Regions from separate parts of the Homo sapiens genome. Here regions 2 and 3 are each linked to region 1. Evidence: chromatin loops called from intact Hi-C (ENCODE). Cell type or tissue: ascending aorta. All regions are shown on one strand. Links, peaks and the distances in the headings refer to the core of each region. The heading gives the core; the rest is flanking DNA.

Region 1 (5,824 bases), core at 600-5,599:
GTTGCCCAAGCTGGTCTCAACCTCCTGGGCTCAAGCGATCCTCCCACTTTGGCCTCCCAAAGCACTGGGATTACAGGTGTGAGCCACTGTGCCCAGCCTTAGGCCTGTTAATAAGTTAATGAAATTTAAAATACAGAATTTAAAAGTGTGTAAAAATATTTTCTCACTAAGAACTTTCATATCTTCAGCCTTCATTTGTCATTTCCATCGAAGAAAGTCAAGTGACTTTGTTTAGAGGTCACTTTTCACAAAGGAACCAAATGTTGATCACTCCAGCAGAGTACTGGCTGCATCTATCAGGATGTGTGAAGAACAACAGTTGTGCTGAGGTGTGACCACTAAGGTGGCTGGGTAGTTTATTCACTGCACAAGGGCTTGCTGCCACACACAAGATGAAATTTCAGAGTTTTGGGTGCCATGGATATTGCAAATTATAATATGATGGACCTTTAAGGATGCCTTATGAACAGATGAAGCTGCCAATGTTATCTCCATAAATGTCAAATGCCTAACATTATAGATATAGGAGGCAGGATGCAGTTAATCTTATCCCCCAATCACGAGCACATACAGGAACTGGCAGGAAGTAATACATGCTTTAAACCAATTTTAAGGCCACGATCTTTTGCAGATAGATGTCTGTATTCTTCTGAACAGAGATGTGTAGTAGTCAGATATACGTTGGGAAATCCATGTCCCTCCTCAAGAGACCTGTCTGATGATGAGAAAATTGTCTTTACTCAAGAATCTAAATTACCCAATTTCATTACACCATGGTGTGGACCATCAGCGGCCAAGTATAATTTTTAAATTCATCTTTCTTTGCTCTCCTTTTCCCTGAAACCTACCTACAGAGTCAGCTAGGTGCTTGGTTTTATAGGCAATTTGTCACAGTTTTTTTTTCATAGCTAAAGATTACTGAAATATTTGAGACTTTTTTTTAGACAGGGTCTCGCTATGTTGCCCAAGCTGGCATGCAGTAGCTATTCATAGGAACGATCACAGCAGCCTCAAACTCCTAGCCTCCAGTAATCCTCCTGTTTCAGCCTCCCAAGTAGCTGGGACTACAGGCTCACTCTGCACCCAGCTGAGACTCGTTTTTTAACTTCACATTGTAAAAAGCAAATAGTCAATTCATTCACGTAGGTTTTTTAAAAGCCAATTAAGTACATAAACCATTATTTGTGTAATACAAGTTCAAATAATGAAAAAGTCTCCTTTTTTAAAACCTTTAACTAGTTCTTTTGGCATCACAGATACATATATAGATGGTTTCACATGGTTCCAATCCTCAAATAAAAATATTTAAATAAGATTTCATACTAACATGGCTTTATCCTGGCATTTCTTAAACAGATGCAGAAAAATTCCCTTCTAATAAATTATCTGCTCCCACTGCCGCCAACATCCACTCCATCACTACCACCAGCCCCAAATTGCTTTATTGCAGTAGAATTATGTTATAATGTTAAATTGCTATAATTCGGTTTCCAGGCTAGAGGAAAAGCAGCACATATAGTCAGTCTTTCAGAGGCACATTAGCGAATGAAAAGTATATTGCAGGAGAACTAAGGAAGTAAGTCAAGGAACTTTGTCGGGGAAGAAGGAAGTAACTCCTACAGGCTATTTACCCCTTTTACGCCACCCTCTTTGTGTATTCCTGGGGTTTGCTTTGGTTTGGGTATACAGATGTTTGAGGTAGTGAGTGATCATAATAAAAGGTGACTGCAACTTGATGACAGGGCTAAAGAATCTTGGAGAGTTCAGCTGTGCTCCACTACCTCTCTGTTCTCTCCCCAATTCCTAATGTCTTTCATGCTCAACTGAGTCCTTTCCATGTAAAGAGTGACTGATATGGGGACCACAGCAAACATTTTTGCAACACAATTTCTTGCTGTAGAAAAGCAGTTGTAATCAAAATCAATAAAGCACTATTCCTGTGAGCCTCTACGAGACATAGAAACGATATCATTCTACCCAACCCTTCTTTGAAGTGAGATTCCACCACTACCTACCCCTTCATTTAATAAAGATTCATTTTGAATTATTATGCATCGAGTCCTCTGATAGACACAGGGCAGGGAGAAGGGGAGAGACAAAGAGGAAATGACAAGAATGTGGGCCTTGCCATCAGTGTTCTGGGAAGGGGATGGTTGAGGGAATGAGGCATTGTAAGAGAGGAATGTAAAAATCTAACTTTTTGCAGTTCTTTTTCCCCTTTAATCAAGCCCACATGTTTAACACCAGGAACTAAATGTGGTGAGGAGAGAAGGATTATAAAAATGTTCACTTTCATCCTACAGATATGAGAAAACAAGAACATATTGCCATTACTCGACAACTTTATAGCTCCAAATAATGCTAGCATGCAGTAAATCAATGCAGGCTTTCGCTGGCTCATGGAATGCATACCTCACGTTTGCTCTGAGAGGGAGCCCGTGTGATTCCATCTAGTGCCAGGCTGCCAATGGCCCTAGACGGGATTGAGGAGAAGGGGCTGGGGTTGACAGGGGGAAGTGGGGGTCCGATCTGCTCTCAGAGCCAACAAATTCTCCAATCCCTAGTCCCTCAACAACCTTCCTTCTCTTCTTAAGGAATGACAGAAATCAGGAAATATTACTTCGGCTTGCAGGCTTCTGTCCTGGCCTATCAAACCCACAGAGAAGTCTCAGCAAATTACTGGAAACTGCACTTTGAACTTAGTCCCTGGCAAGCAGCCCAGTCAAACAGAAATGTAAAAGTTCCTTTCCTCCGCGGGGCCCCTGCACCAGGGTGTCCCTATAGACACTCTAGAGCTGATTGCAACAGGTTGGAATGAGGCCCCACGCCAGGAAAACAAGCCCTGACCAGTATGATTTCCTACTGCCTGTGTTGTTTCTTAAAAAGGTTTTTTTTGGCTTGTTCTCCCTCGTTTTGTTGGACTAGGTTACAGGCTCAGGTCCCATCGAGGAAAAGACTGGCACCATTTTCACAAAATGCTTAATCCTTGTTTAGTTCGAAAACTGCTCCATCAGCGCCACCAGTAAGTGTAGTCATGTTGGGGGGCAGCTGGGGGAGACTGGTCAGGCCAGTTGCTAAGCAAATTCTTAGAACTCCCAGGGAATCGAGAAGTAATTAGCTTGTAAACCCTGCAGATATTTCTACCTCCGACAAGGGAGACAATATTTCTCTGCCCACAAGGCTTCACTACGTGGTACTAAAATAAACCAACAACAGGGACTGGCATGGAATGAACAGCCTCAGCCGTGCCCGGTCCCATAGCTACTTCTCCTTCATAAGGGGAAACAAAACATTGGCCTCTTTCTAACTGTTATATTTCTAAGAAAACTCAATTTGTACAAGCAAATAAACTGACTCATTATAAAACTAAGAGGTCAACAAGAGGCAGATAAAACTAAAGGTTAGACAGCTGGAGAAACAAGCCTCTCTTCCAGCTGTAATGGGGAGCTCCTTTGGAGGAAGCAACAAGTGCCTTGGGGGATCCATCGTCAACCTGGGAAGAGGAGGGGGCAGGAGAAGAAAGAGGAGCTCTGGCACACTCAAAGCCCATTTTCTGTTGGATCAAACATTCCTTTCGGAAAAACTAAAACTGATGCAAATCATAGCCAGATCTGGCCAGCAGTGACCTAACTCTCTTAATGTGCAATTATTTTCACTGCTTTCTCATAATGGGTTATTTTTCTACATTTGTATTGTTGCATATGCAAAGTGTAAACAGGGCAGTGATCTACTCTTCTGATAATTTTATAAAGAAAATTTCCCAAATGTGTTTTTTAAAGCCCTACATTCTCCCTAAAGGTTTCACATGGATTGGTAGAACCGCTTGTTTCATCTCTCAGCCCACAGCTTACCCCTTCCCTGCCTCCCTGACCTCCAACTGACCCAGTTCTGTAATAATCAACAGTCAATGAACACCACACAATTCAAAAAAAAAAAAAGAAAATGCTATTGGGCAAAGTTGCAGTTAGGGCACTCCTGGTTAGCCCTGTCATTTTTGAGGGAGGTTCCCACAGGTTTTTTATTCTCATTGTTAATGCAGAACTTTTGCACAGCATTTTTCATCTCTTTCCCCCTCTCCTGCCTCCCAGTGGTTCTAGTAGAAGTAAGGTAAGAAAGAACAACAAACCCAAGTTTCATATCAAGTCTACAAAGATAGTATATTCAAGGTGAATCATTCTCTCATCCAAGTATTCAATGTACATTTATTATTATTCCCTCTAACAAAGCAAATATCACCATACATATATCCCTCTTAGTCTCTATGTCCTCATTTACAAAATAACCTGATACAAAAATACCTACCTCCTGGGGATGTTGTTCCAAGAGATGACAAGTGTGGGTGGTCACACCCAGCATGCAGGAGATTCCCTGGGAATAACTGCAAATAGAAGGCTGGATGCTAGATAAGAGGTGGGAGCTGGAGGGGGGCCTCTGGGTAGCAGAAGAACAAAGCCTGCTGGAGAGTATGAACTCCCTAAGAGAAAGGGCAAAGGGTGTAAAGCAGAATCAGGAACTTAGCTGGGTGGGTATCAGGAATTAGAGCAGTGTGAGCCGGGCACAGTTGTTCTGCCTGTAATCCCAACCACTCAGAGACTGAGGCCGGACAATAGCTTGAGGCCAGGAGTTCAAGACCAGCCTAAGCAACATAGTGAGACCCAGCCTCTAAAAGAAGAAAAAAAAAATTAGAGCAGTGCCTCTTGAACTCTGGTGAGAGAATCTCCAGGAGGGCTTGAAAAACAAACAGACCCCTCTGCAGCTCCCACCCCTTTCAGATCCAGTCGGCCTGGCCAGACCCCAGGTGGTTCTGATGCGGGACATCCACAAACCCCACTGAGAAACACCAAATGAGAGAGTGCGAGAAAGAGGAAGAGGGTTAGGGTGAAGTGGAGGGGGATGGAAGGCAGCAAGAGACACCCTAGGAAATGGGCGAGCCTGGTGTGTAATAGCAGCACAGGCTCAAAGGAGGAGAGCACTTGCTAAGGGGCTGGAGTTGGGTTAGAACCAGCAGCCACAGGGAGGGCAAGAACACAGGACTCAGACAAGGCCTTGACTCTCTACAGGTTCAGTGGAGAGGTGGAAGGAGAAGATTATTTTGGTTTATGTTGTTAAATGCTAAAATTCTATTTAAAAAATACAATACCCAAGCAAGCATTTTAAAATTTGAATTATGCTGACAGGATATTCAAATGAAAGTACTCTGAAATTCAGATGAATCCAAGCTCCTTTCAGGAAAGAAGCTTCATTCAAGTAATTTAGGTGGTTGGCTGCCGAAGCCACACAACCAAATCATCATGATCTACATAGATCTAAAACCACCCTATGTACACTACTAACAACAGGTTATTCATTTGTAATCATCTACTTCTTCAATTTCTTACTTACATTACTGACCCAAAACATGAACTTCTGTTCTAAGACACAGAGAAACAGAAAGCTAGAAGAGCTCAGGTTGCAAAGAAGGCCTCCATTTCATTTCAGCAATCCAAGGAGCCACTGAACTTCAGTTGTGTCAAATCACATGGAAAACTAGAACCATGTGGGTGATGACTAGCTACAAGTGAGGGGAAAATTCAGAATGCTTCCAAGTCAAACTTTCCAATTCCCATCTCCACTCGTGGGGGACCATAGCCATCCTTCTGATAACAATAGGGGGAAAAACTGCATTTATAAGGCAACTTAAAACCTTATAGAGAAGGCAATACTAAGATCCTCAGAATAAAAGGAAAAGGGATGAAAATTTGGAGAAAAAAAATGTCTAGGAGATGCAGCATGTGACTAACAGGATTCCCAGAAAGAGAGAAAAGACGATATCATGGAAGAAATT
Region 2 (5,824 bases), core at 507-5,506, 280 kb before region 1:
CCCAGCTCTTACTTGCCACTTGGTAATTTTTTTATTTTAATTTTTATTTTTTTTGTGTGACAGAGTCTCGCTCTTTCGCCCAGGCCGAGGTGCACTAGCGCTCTCAGCTCACTGCAAGCTCTGCCTCCCAGGTTCACGCCATTTTCCTGCCTCAGCCTCCCGAGTAGCTGGGACTACAGGCGCCCACCACCGCTCCTGGCTAATTTTTTGTATTTTTAGTAGAGACGGGGTTTCACCATGATAGCCAGGATGGTCTCGTTAGCCAGGATGGTCTCGATCTCCTGACCTCGTGATCCACCCGCCTCGGCCTCCCAAAGTACTGGGATTACAGGCGTGAGCCACCGCCCCTGCCGCCACTTGGTAATTCTTGACTCAAGTAAGACCAATTAACATCACTTGGCCTTGGAGTATTCTAAGTCTTTTATTTTATAAATTGAAGAGGTTAAACTCAATGTGCTCTGATGTTCCTATAAACTTCTATGATCAGAAATCAAATATTTCGTAAGCCTCTTGGTAACTATTCAAATCTAAACAGTATTTTTAGGATTTTCTTAAGCATGGTATCTGAGTCTGAAACACATGGTAATAAGAGCCATAGTAATAGTGATAATAATGATGATAATAAAATAGCTGTCATTTATTTATCTGCAAATATTCATAAGGGCCTAGCTTGTGTCAGATGCTGTTCTAGGCAATGAGGGCACGGGAGAGAAGGACACATACCTGAGTTTGGGGAGTTTATATTCTAGTTTAGGGAGATGACATTTAACAAGTGTAATACAGCATGTCTAATTGTGATAAGGACTCAAAGAGAAACAGTACAAGGATTGGCAATGAAGAGTGCTGAAAGGCATTTCAGAGCATTCTTTAAAATACTTATTAGGAGCCATGAATTTTACAGGGATTCTCTCATTTCATCCTAACAATAATCTTATAAAAATTATTATCTTATACCTACTGTACAGATGAAAGAAGTGGGCTCAGAGACATCAATGAAATGGCTCAGGGTCACACAGATCGTTAAGTAGTGAAACTCTAGAGCCCAAGTCCTAACCATTATGTGGTACTGCTTTCTACCAGATGATACAATACAAGTCTCTAACGATCTCATAAACCAATATAAACACACAGATTCTGTACACTCAGAGCTCCTTTTCTTTCCTGCTGTGTTTATCCATAAAACCTATTGAAAGTGTTAATATTATTAGGAGGTAGCATCCTGGCACATATGATTTTTTCCTAAATCAGTGCATCTTGGGCAATGTTTGAAAAGCAGCACATAATAACCACAATTAAAAGACCAAAACTTAACAAGAGAGAAAAATCATTACAAAGACTTCATGGCATGTTCCTCAACTGTACTAGGTTGGTGAAATATTCTATACAGATGGACCCTAGGATACCAAAATTATATTTGTGCATTAGTCCTGTTCAAGGAAATACAAATCACATTTCAATGCAATAAAATAATTAACACCAGAGACTGTAATAGAATCAAATTTCACATAGAGCAGGGACACACAAGGGTAACATAGTGAAATGGTTAAATGCATGGATTCAGTACTCAAATACATGTTCCAGCTTGCTCTGTCACTAACTCTACCTTCTTAAAAGCCTACTATCTTCTCTGAATGCTGGTTTTCTTATCATTATGATAGTAATAATAATAGTATCAATCTTATATGTTTTGTGAGAATTAAAAGAGTTAATGCATGTTAAAGGCTTAGCTCAGTACCATCAAACAGGAAATGTACAATAAATCTTATTTATTACTGTTATTATCATGAATGGATGTGCCACCTTGAGCAAAGGGGATTTGAATGCTCAGAGAAGTAAAAGGTCTGACACTTAACAGGATACCTGATGTTATTTTTCCAAGAACCTATCTACACATGAGTGTTGAAGGAACCACTACTCCCCCTTCCCAAATTGCTGCCTCGGGAATATATTTAGAAACTAATTGTTAACAGTAGCAGCATATCCAAACAAAAAGGGCAATGACATAACTTTGACTCATTTCTGTACATTTATATAAATAATTCAACTAATGAGTGTCTTACAAGAAGAAAGAATGAAGATGACGCCACTGGTATGTAAAAATATTCATATCAACTCAGCCCCTTTTGTTAACTCTCAATAGCTACTGATTATCTGATTATTCCTTCTCATCTGTGTTTGGATGACTTCAAGGCACTTCCCAGCAAGTAAACTCATAATATTAAAGCAATGTTCTTTCCCAATTTATACCAGATTTCATCCCATCATATCAACAGCCCATATAGCCAAAGAAAGGGCTTTCTTACACATGGTTTCCATGGTGTTTATGCCTTTCTATCCTAAACAGACAGATGCATTAAGCAATGCATGTCAATCCCATTATGAGGCTGTGAAATGGGCAGAAGTTTTGTTACACACTCATGCAATCACACACATTGTGAACATCCTGTTTATTTGGCTCATCCTCTGATGATTGGCTGTGGTATATCAGCACATTACTGACAGCTGGGAATTTCTCCAGTGGAACATGCCTTTCCTATGACAAACATCCAACGAGCAATGGGAACATGTGTCTGCCCACTGTGCCCATACAAAGCAGCCCAGTTTCTCCAAATGCAGAGCATATTGGGTGCTTGGATTTTCTCAGAATGCCACCGACAGGCCCCTGGTGACCTTTAGGGGCCATATGAGATAATACATTCTTAGACTCCTATTTCCGGACTGCTTTGGGCAAGGTCAGGATGGCAAATGTCCCACTTCCACAATATCAGATGTTACGGTAATTCCTTTTAGCTAATGTGTAAGAGCAAAGGAATGCCTTCAAACCTCATCTAGGCCCTGTGGAATCTGTTGAAAATGCATGACAGCTGTGGGCTTTGGCGAGGTTGTCTGTGAATGTATGAGATTTGGAAACCATTCAAAGCTAGAAATAACTGTACAACTCATAACCCTTCACCACTGCTCACTCTCTCTCTCTCTCTCTCTCCCCCCTCTCCCCCCCCTCCGCCCCCCGTCATGTCATTCTCTCTTCCCATCACTCATTTCTCATGCACTGTATCTGGGTCACAATCTCATCCTCCTGACTCAAATGCATCATCACTGCTGGGAACTGTGGATAACATCCTCCACACAAAAAGATGGGAAAAGAAGAAAGAGGCAGGGGTGGCAGTGGGGGCAACAGAAGGATTTTAATAACGCACAAGAACAGGAAATTGAGAAAGATCTTTTTTTTCAGTATCCAACTGGGAGTTGAGAAGCAGCAGCAAACTCACACTTATTTAAAGGCCCATCTGCAGGTAGAATCATCCTCGGGTGCTCGAATGATGTGTAAAGGCACTTGTTTTCCTAAACCTGAATAATACTTTGAAAGGCTATGGCTATTTATACTTCACTTTTGAAACTTGTATGTGTATTTTATGCACCTCACCATTAACTCTCACAGCAAAAGAGTTTGTGAGTGACATTTTTGAGAAAAGTAGGATAATTAGGAAAAGGAACTGAGAGAAAAGGGGTCAAGCTCAAAAGCCGGCTTTTTATTCAAATGACTTATACCCAACTACACTATTGATTCTGACCTCAGAATTCCTACTCTTGAAATTTTGACTTAAATTATCATCTCCAGATTCAAAGACTCAGCAACCTGGTTCATAAACAATGTGACACCCTGGTAATCACTGGCTTTTTTCCTGTAACTTCTGCTACTTCTACATAGATTTAACATACTACCTCTTGGCACAATCAGGTTGTTCCAGCAGTTTTTACTTTCTAGTTAAACCCAGGTTTTTCACATGGTGGCTGTGGGTCAGTCATTGACCATAATGACTTTTCAGCAGTCTAAGCTAAGAGGCACATTATCCACAGTTTAGCCAGGATGGAGCTTTACAACTAATGAATTATTTTGGCAGTTAATATTATCCCACTGATACCCTAAAATGAAACAAAAACACATAGATAACATTAAAACAACTAATTTAGAACATGGGAAACTATGTAAAGAAGGAAAAAAAAACCTTCCTATACAGAATTTTGCTGCATGCTCTCATGAATTTCATTAGCTACACGGATCTAATTGAGTGTTGAGAAGCAAAGGAAAAACAGGTCTGCCATCCATACACTAACGCTTACGGCATCTAACGCAAAGGAGAGATCCCCATAGAAACTCACAGAGAAGGCCACAGATGCTCCCTCAGGGGCATTCACTCTTACATTTAGATCATTTCTAATTAGCTATGTTATCTGGATTCCCAGGCCACGATGAATTAAAAACTGCACTAGAGGAAGACAGGGATCTAGGAGAGGGGAGCGTGCTGGCAACAGGCAGGGGCACAGCTGGTCAGCTCACAGCAAGAGAAAAGAGCAGCATGATTGTCAGGGTATTTAGGAAAGAGGCCCCAGAACATTATAATATCACACAGAACAATAATGGATGTGTATAATGTTGACCCTGGGTCAGCAGGGAGAAGATGCATTCTGTATAAGAATCCAGAGAACTATACAATATGTTTTAGGTATATTTATATCAAAACAATTTAAGTTATAAATTTTGGTACTTCAAAGGAGTTGATTTCCTTTATGTCTAAAATGAAAATACATGAAATACTTCTCCGTCTCCAAATAACAGATTTTATTAAATCACTGTATTTAAATACAGAAGACTTATACATAAAATTTAATATCAGTGTCTCTTATTTTTTTTTGCTCAGACTCCACAAGATACACATTGCATGCCATTGTCTTTAATTAAACACGTCCTAAATAACTTCAAGAGTATCCTACCACAGCCAGGCATGGTGGCTCACATCTGTAATCCTAGCACTTTGGGAAGCCGAGGTGGGCAGATCACTTGAGGTCAGGAGTTCGAGACCAGCCTGTCCATCATGGCGAAACCCTGTCTCTACTAAAAATACAAAAAATCAGCTGGGTGTGGTGGCGTGCGCCTGTAATCCCAGCTACTCAGAAGGCTGAGGCAGGAGAATTGTTTGAACCTGGGAGGTGGAGGTTGCAGTGAGCTGAGATCACGCCATTGCACTCCAGCCTGGGTGACAGAGCTAGACCCTGTCTCAAAAAAAAAAAAAAAAGAAAGAAAGAATATCCTATCACAAAAAGAAATCTAAAAAATTGTGAAAGTATCACTCTATACACATACACACACACATGTACACCACACCAACGACATGAACACTGAAGGAGTGTACCTTCAATGTCAGTTTCACAAAGGGAAGGGCAATGAATTAGTCAAGCAGAGTGAGGTGACGAGCATTTCACATGAAGGACATTCACAGGCAGATTCAGGAAGGAGGTAGAAATGCTTAGGAATTAGTTTGTCTAGATGAAAGGCTAGGTGCTTGTCCTCCTGTCTCATCATGACTTCCCTCTTTTCTCAACTTCTCAGTGCTCACTCTTCCTGGTGCTGACATTCTCATGCCTTGTCATAACATCAAGGCTATATACCAACCTGGCTCTCATTCTGTAGCTATGACTCCACCTACTGCTAAGCTCCTTTTGTAAATTCTGCAGTGGACACCTTTGGGATTGTCTACCAGCACCACATCCCCTTATTCTGATAACTGCCCTTCACCCTATTGCTTTAGCTTCCTAAGGTTGCCACAGTAAATGACCACAAACTGGGTGATTTATTACAGCAGAAATTAATTATCTCTCAGTTCTAGAGGCTGGAAGCCAGAAATCAAGGTGTCAGCAGGGCCATGCATCCTCTGAACCTATAGAGGAAAATCCTTCCCTGCTTCTTTCAGCTTCTAATGTCCCCCCAGCATTCCTTGGCTCCTGTCAGCATAACCCCAAGCTCTGCCTCCATCTTTGAATGGCC
Region 3 (5,824 bases), core at 534-5,533, 710 kb before region 1:
GTATGGCATATAAGCATAGGAAAAAATGTTCAACATCATCAGTCACTAAGGAATTGCAAATTAAAACCTCACTGAATTACCACTACATAACTATTAGAAGGGCTAATATCTAAAAAACTGATAATACCGAATACTGACTAGGATATGGGGCAACCAGAAATCTCACTCATTGCTGATGAAAGTTTATAGCAGCTTTCTTAATAATCACTGAAGAGTGTCAGCAACCAAGATGTTATTCAATAGGTGAGTGGATAAATAAACTGTGATACCCCCATAGAATAAAATGTTATTCGGGGATTTTAAAATGAGCTATCAAAATACAAAACAAAATGAAGGAAACTTAAATTCACATTGCTAAGTGAAAGAAGCATGTCTGAAAATATTATATACTGTTTGCCCAATAGTTGACATTCTGGAAAAGGCAAAATAATAGAGACATAAAAAAGATTAGAGGTTGCCAAGGATTCTAGAGGAAGGTTGAAGAGGTGAAACAGGAGATTTTTAGGGTGGTGTAACTATTCTGTATAATACTGTGATGTTGGATACATGATTTTATGCATTTATCAAAACCCAAAGAGCTTTACAGTACAAAGATTGAACATTAATGTATGCAAAGTAAAAAAAAAACAAATCATTTAGGGGGTTGGGGAGCCCAGATGGCATCCAGACTGTGATAAGAGAATATATTATAAATGTATGAAACAATCTGACTGAAGGGAATAGGAGCAAGAGATGTGGACCTAAGTATCTTTGGAAATGAAAGGTGTCTGTAAGATTTAAGGCAGAAGGAAATGGGCATAAGCACTCCATTCTAGCTGACAACCTTTTTTCTGTGGAGATATAGGTTAACAGCTCTAATACTGGTACATATGCTCCTGGAATTGAACAGTTAACCAAAGGGATAGCAGGTCATGAGAGCCAGATTTTTCACTGTTGAAGTGGGAATTTACAGATAAGCAAGGGTAGGAGGCTAGGATAATCCACATGGTTATAAATTAGTTTGAGACATCAGTATATACTCATATTTAGCTTAATATAGATACCGACGGACATTGCCTTAGTCCATGTGAGTTGCCTATAACAAAATACAATAAACTGGGTGGCTTATAGGTAACGGAAATTTCTCTCACAGTTTGGGAGGCTGGGAAATCTAAGATTAAGGCACTAGTATGGCCAGGTTATGGATGAGAGCCCTTTTCCCAGATGCAGACATCTCACTATGTCCTCACGTGGTGAAAGGGGCAAGGCAGCTCTCTCGGGGCCCTCTTTTACAAGGTCATTAATTCCATTCATGAGGGCTCTGTTCTCACAATCTAATCAGCTCCCAAAGGCCCCACCCTCTAATACCATCACTGTGGTGATTAGTATTTAACATATGAATATGCGGAGGGAAACATTCAGACCATAGCAGCTACATATAAATATAACACATTTGTATACACACATGATCTTTCTTGCTTTGTTGGCTGAAAGGCTTAGAAGCAATGACGCCCAGTGGCAAAGACCACACCTAATAGCCCAAGGTCTGAGCTGAGCTGCTTGCCCATCACTCCAACAGAGCCATTGCCGCCTTTCCTGCCTTGCTTTCCTTAAGCTACCTGGTTAATGTTTACAATACAGCAATAAAAATAAAATGGCTTTGTGTTCCTCCTCCCTAACAAAACTTGATATTAAAGTGAAATTTTCAGTATTTCATCCAAAGATATTCTGGGACTTTTATCCACTAAGATATCAATGATGGAATCACTAGTTTTGAGCTGGATAAAAGAATGAAGTTCTCAATATCTTTAAATCATACTACTTCCAAATTTTATAGATCTTACTTTGGTTTCAGGATAAATTTGATAAAATACACTACATATCAAATGTTGGGCCAGACATAAATATTGAATAATAAGTATAATATTTTAAAATGAAATCGCAACATAGTAGGAGGAATGATAGCACTACTACCTATATTTTATTAAACTCGCTATGTTTATTAGTATATACTTATATATTTACACATGACTTCAAAAAATAAGCAAGTAAAGAAATCTATGCAGTAATAATTATCCAGAAGCAACTTTTGCAGTGCTAGTACTAGCATTCCATTTTCATTGTTAGAGTGAACTTATTACATACACAATCACTCTAAATTCTTGCACAAATTCTATTCTTATAATTATTCATACTATTTATTTTTTAAATAATTAAAACCAAGCACTTATGGCCTTAATACTCACAAGCCCTGTATAATATAGTGCCATTATTTCCATCTCCAATTTACTGATTAAGGCATTAGTGTGATTACATGATGATCACATGGTTTATCAATGGTAGAAATGGCATTAAAACACACATCTAATGTCAAAGCCCAGGAATTTTACCTTTCCTCCATGCTGTCACCATAACTTATAACCAGTGTCTTTAGTAATTAGTGTTCTGATATACAGAGGAAGAAAGGAAGAAAGGAAAGAAGAAAGAAAGAAGAAAGAGAAAGAAAGGAAGGAAAGAAAGAAAGAAAGAAGAAAGAAAAAGAAAGAAAGAAAGAAGAAAGAAAAAGAAAGAAAGAGAAAGAAAGGGAAAGAAAGAATAAAGGGAAGGAAAAGAGAAAGAGGAGGGAAGGAAGGAAGGAAAGGAAGGAAGGAAAGGGAAAAGAAAGAGAGAAAGAGGGAGGAAAGGGGAAGCAGGGCAGAAAGAAGGAGGAAGAAAGGAATAAGAGAAGGAAAGAAACTTATTTGTATGTGTTGTTTTTCATATTACTCCCTGCTATCTGGTTTTTTACAAATGTGAATTGTTTGTAATAATGCGTTCAGCAGAGGTGAACTTTCGCCTAGTTCCATTTGAATAAACACAAATGCTATATTTTATTCCTGGATTCACCACTGACTCATTGCATTTAATTGGATAAAGGCACTTCAATTTTGGGAGCCTCAAATTTGACTTCAATAAAATAAGGAGGTTGTACTGTATCTAATGTCTGAGGTCACCTCACATTTTAAAAAGTTGAAGTTCATTCTAACTCTATATAGACTTAGGTTTCTCCTTTAGTGGATATGATACATCATTGAATTGAGATCATCTGATGGGGAAAATTTTGAGGTTATTACTCTTCTAGCATTAAGTCTCCGTGTACTTTTGCAAGGAGTCTCGCAGTGCCTCCAGATTCCATCTGCGTCCCTATTGATGCAAGATGCAGGGACCAGGAGAGGGCAGTAGAACTCTACCAATGAAAACGAAATGCTTGCGCTAGCACTGCACAAGTGGCTTCTGGATAATTATTATTGCACAAATTTCTTTACTTGCTTATTTTTTTAAAAAGTCATGTGTAAGCATATAGATATATGTGTCCTCAGTGAGTAGAAATTAGTTATGATGATTATTATAAATATTTGCTACATCAAATATTTATAATATAATCATAGCTAATTTCTAATTACTAAAATAGTAATTAGAAAAATAGAAATTAATAGTAAAATAGAAATTAAAATACTAATAACTAAAAACAAAAATTAAAAATATTTATCCAACTTGCTGTTGTAGAACTCTATAAAAATGAGTTCCTTTTTAAAGAAATCAAATTATTTCAGTTACGAGATAATAAAATTGATTGTTTTCATCAAATAAGGAAATAAGAATGTTCATAATTGTAAAAGAAATAAAATTCAAAACTACATTACCTCTTGCTAGGAATTTTTTTTAAGTTTTTCTATTATTTTATATCATCTGTGAAGAACAAAAATTAATGAGGGAGCAAAAATAAACCATCTTAGGGCTATATCTCAGAGAACTAGTTAACTCTGTAATGGTGTCGCGTGTAAATTTGGGGAAATAATTTTTTTATTTAATTTTATTTTTTATTTTACAGCCTTATTGAGATATAATTTACATACAATAAAATCTAAACATTTTCAATAATTGTATTCACCCAAGTAAAAAGTTATGGGCTGTTTCTATCACCCCAGAATGTTCCTACCTGCTCCTTTACAAAATAGATTTATAGTTCTGAAATTTTATATAGATGGAATTATACGATGCATACTCTTTTGTGACTGGTTTCTTTTGCTATTTATATATGTCGTATCGTGTTGAGTTAGTACCTACGTATGACTGAAGAAAATTTCTTTATATAAATATACCACAATTGGTTTATCCATTCACCTGTTGTTTAATATTTGGACTGTTTCAGTTTGAGGTATTATGAATCAAGGTGCTAGGAGTATTTATGCCAGGATCATTTATTTTGGTTGGACATAGATTTTCATATCTTTTGGATAAATACCTAGAAGTGGAATCACTGGGTCTTGTTGAAAGAGCTCATCAACTGTGTTAGAAACTGCCTGGTTGTGTTATATAAGTACTTGTACCACTTTTCATCCCCACCAGCAGTGCATTAGAATTCCAGTTGCCCCACATTCTCACAGACACTTGGTATTGACAGTTATTTTATTTTTAGCCATTCTAGAATGTGTTAGTGGCATTTCATCATGTAACGAAATTACACTGATTTCATTGTAGTTCTTTGACTAATGATGCTATATAACTTTTCATTTTGGCTATTTGTTTACCTTCTTTTGTGAAGTGTTTCTTCAAGTCATTTGCATAGTTTTTTTTTTTTAATTTGGGCTACTTGTGTTTTTATTGAACTGTAGGAGTTCATTATGTATTGTGTATACATGCTCACACGTAAGTATTGTGAATTTTAAAATATATATTTCAGATACAAGTTCTTTGTAATGAATACTTTCTCCCTATCTGATATCATAACTTTCCATTTTCTTAAAACCATCTTTATAAGAACATGAATTAATATATTTGGTACAGTACACATCATAAAATTTTTCTTTTTTGGTTCTTGATCTTTGGTGGTCTGATCTAAAAAATCTGCTTAGTCTATTGTCATAAATATTTCTTCCTATGTTTTCTTTTTGAAGATTTAGACTTTGGGGTATTAACATTTAGTACCGTGAACTATTTTGAATTAATTTTTGTGTAGGCTGTGAAGTAACAGCTGAAGTGTATTTTTCTCCATATGGATAGCCCGTCGTTCTAAAACCATCTGTTGAAAAGATTGTTCTTTCTCCTTCAATTATTGTGGCACCTTGTCAAAAAAAATCAATAGATTCCGTGTTGGTCTATTTCGGCCCTATCTATTTTGTTCCAGTGATCTTTATTTTTATCCTTATACCAACATGAAGCTGTCTTAATTATGTAGCTTTATAGCAGAGGTTCTTACCCGGGGGAGATTTAGACTCCAGGGAATATTTGGCAATGCCTGGAAACATTTTTAGTTATCACAATTAGAGGGTGTGGCGGATACTACTGGCATCTAGTGGATAGAGGCCAATGATGCTGCCCACCATCCTGCAATGCACAGGGTAGTTCCCACAAGAAAGAATGATCTAGCCCTAACATCAATAGTGTCTAGGTTGAGAAACCCTGATTCATAGGAACTTTTAAAATCAGTTAGTGCAAAGTCTCCAACATTGTTCATTTTCAAAATTCTTTTGGCTGTTTTAGGCTTATTGCATTTTCATATAAATTTAAATCAACTTGTGCATTTCCAAAAAAGAAAAAGAAAACAAAGTGAAATTTAAATAGAGATTTTGTTAAATCTGTAGATCAGTTTAGGCAGAACTGACATACTAATCAGATGGAATCTTCAATCAAAGAACATGATGTCTGTGTGTGTGTGTGTGTGTATGTGTGTGTGTGTGTGTAAAGAATACATATATATGTATATATACATATGGAGAGATACATCATTCTTTGGTTGAGATAAATTAAAGAGGTATATATACACTTTAATTTATCTCAACCAAATAAATTTAGCTTGTAATGT

Evidence for each region. A loop is a pair of places that touch in the nucleus more often than their neighbours do. Peaks named below come from ENCODE experiments on the same cell type or tissue, not always from the same donor. Only the 100,000 strongest peaks of a DNase experiment are listed, where the experiment ranks them.
Region 2: it touches region 1 in a loop (3-fold over the local background); 2 of 110 quality-filtered maps call a loop at or near these places.
Region 3: a loop joins it to region 1, with 3.0 times the contacts of the local background. A loop is called at or near these places in 9 of 110 quality-filtered maps.

The regions. Positions count from the first base shown.
Region 1 is chr4:123,552,542-123,558,365 of GRCh38, reverse strand. No RefSeq gene overlaps it. Among named protein-coding and RNA genes, the nearest start is that of LINC02435, 34 kb to the right of the region's middle. In ascending aorta, for the core only: no CTCF peak of the experiment used is centred there; DNase peaks (open chromatin) are centred at 2,426, 2,765 and 3,215; H3K4me3 peaks cover 1,483 bases; H3K27ac peaks cover 2,859 bases.
Region 2 is chr4:123,829,538-123,835,361 of GRCh38, reverse strand. All of the region lies in intron 4 of LINC01091 (long intergenic non-protein coding RNA 1091), which reads right to left. Among named protein-coding and RNA genes, the nearest start is that of LINC01091, 180 kb to the right of the region's middle. RefSeq lists a silencer at 2,634-2,928. In ascending aorta, for the core only: no CTCF peak of the experiment used is centred there; DNase peaks (open chromatin) are centred at 2,781, 2,831 and 3,111; H3K27ac peaks cover 1,691 bases.
Region 3 is chr4:124,259,774-124,265,597 of GRCh38, reverse strand. All of the region lies in intron 3 of LOC105377406 (a long non-coding RNA gene), which reads right to left. Among named protein-coding and RNA genes, the nearest start is that of LINC02516, 300 kb to the left of the region's middle. In ascending aorta, for the core only: a CTCF peak has its summit at 3,187 (motif pointing right); a DNase peak (open chromatin) is centred at 3,177.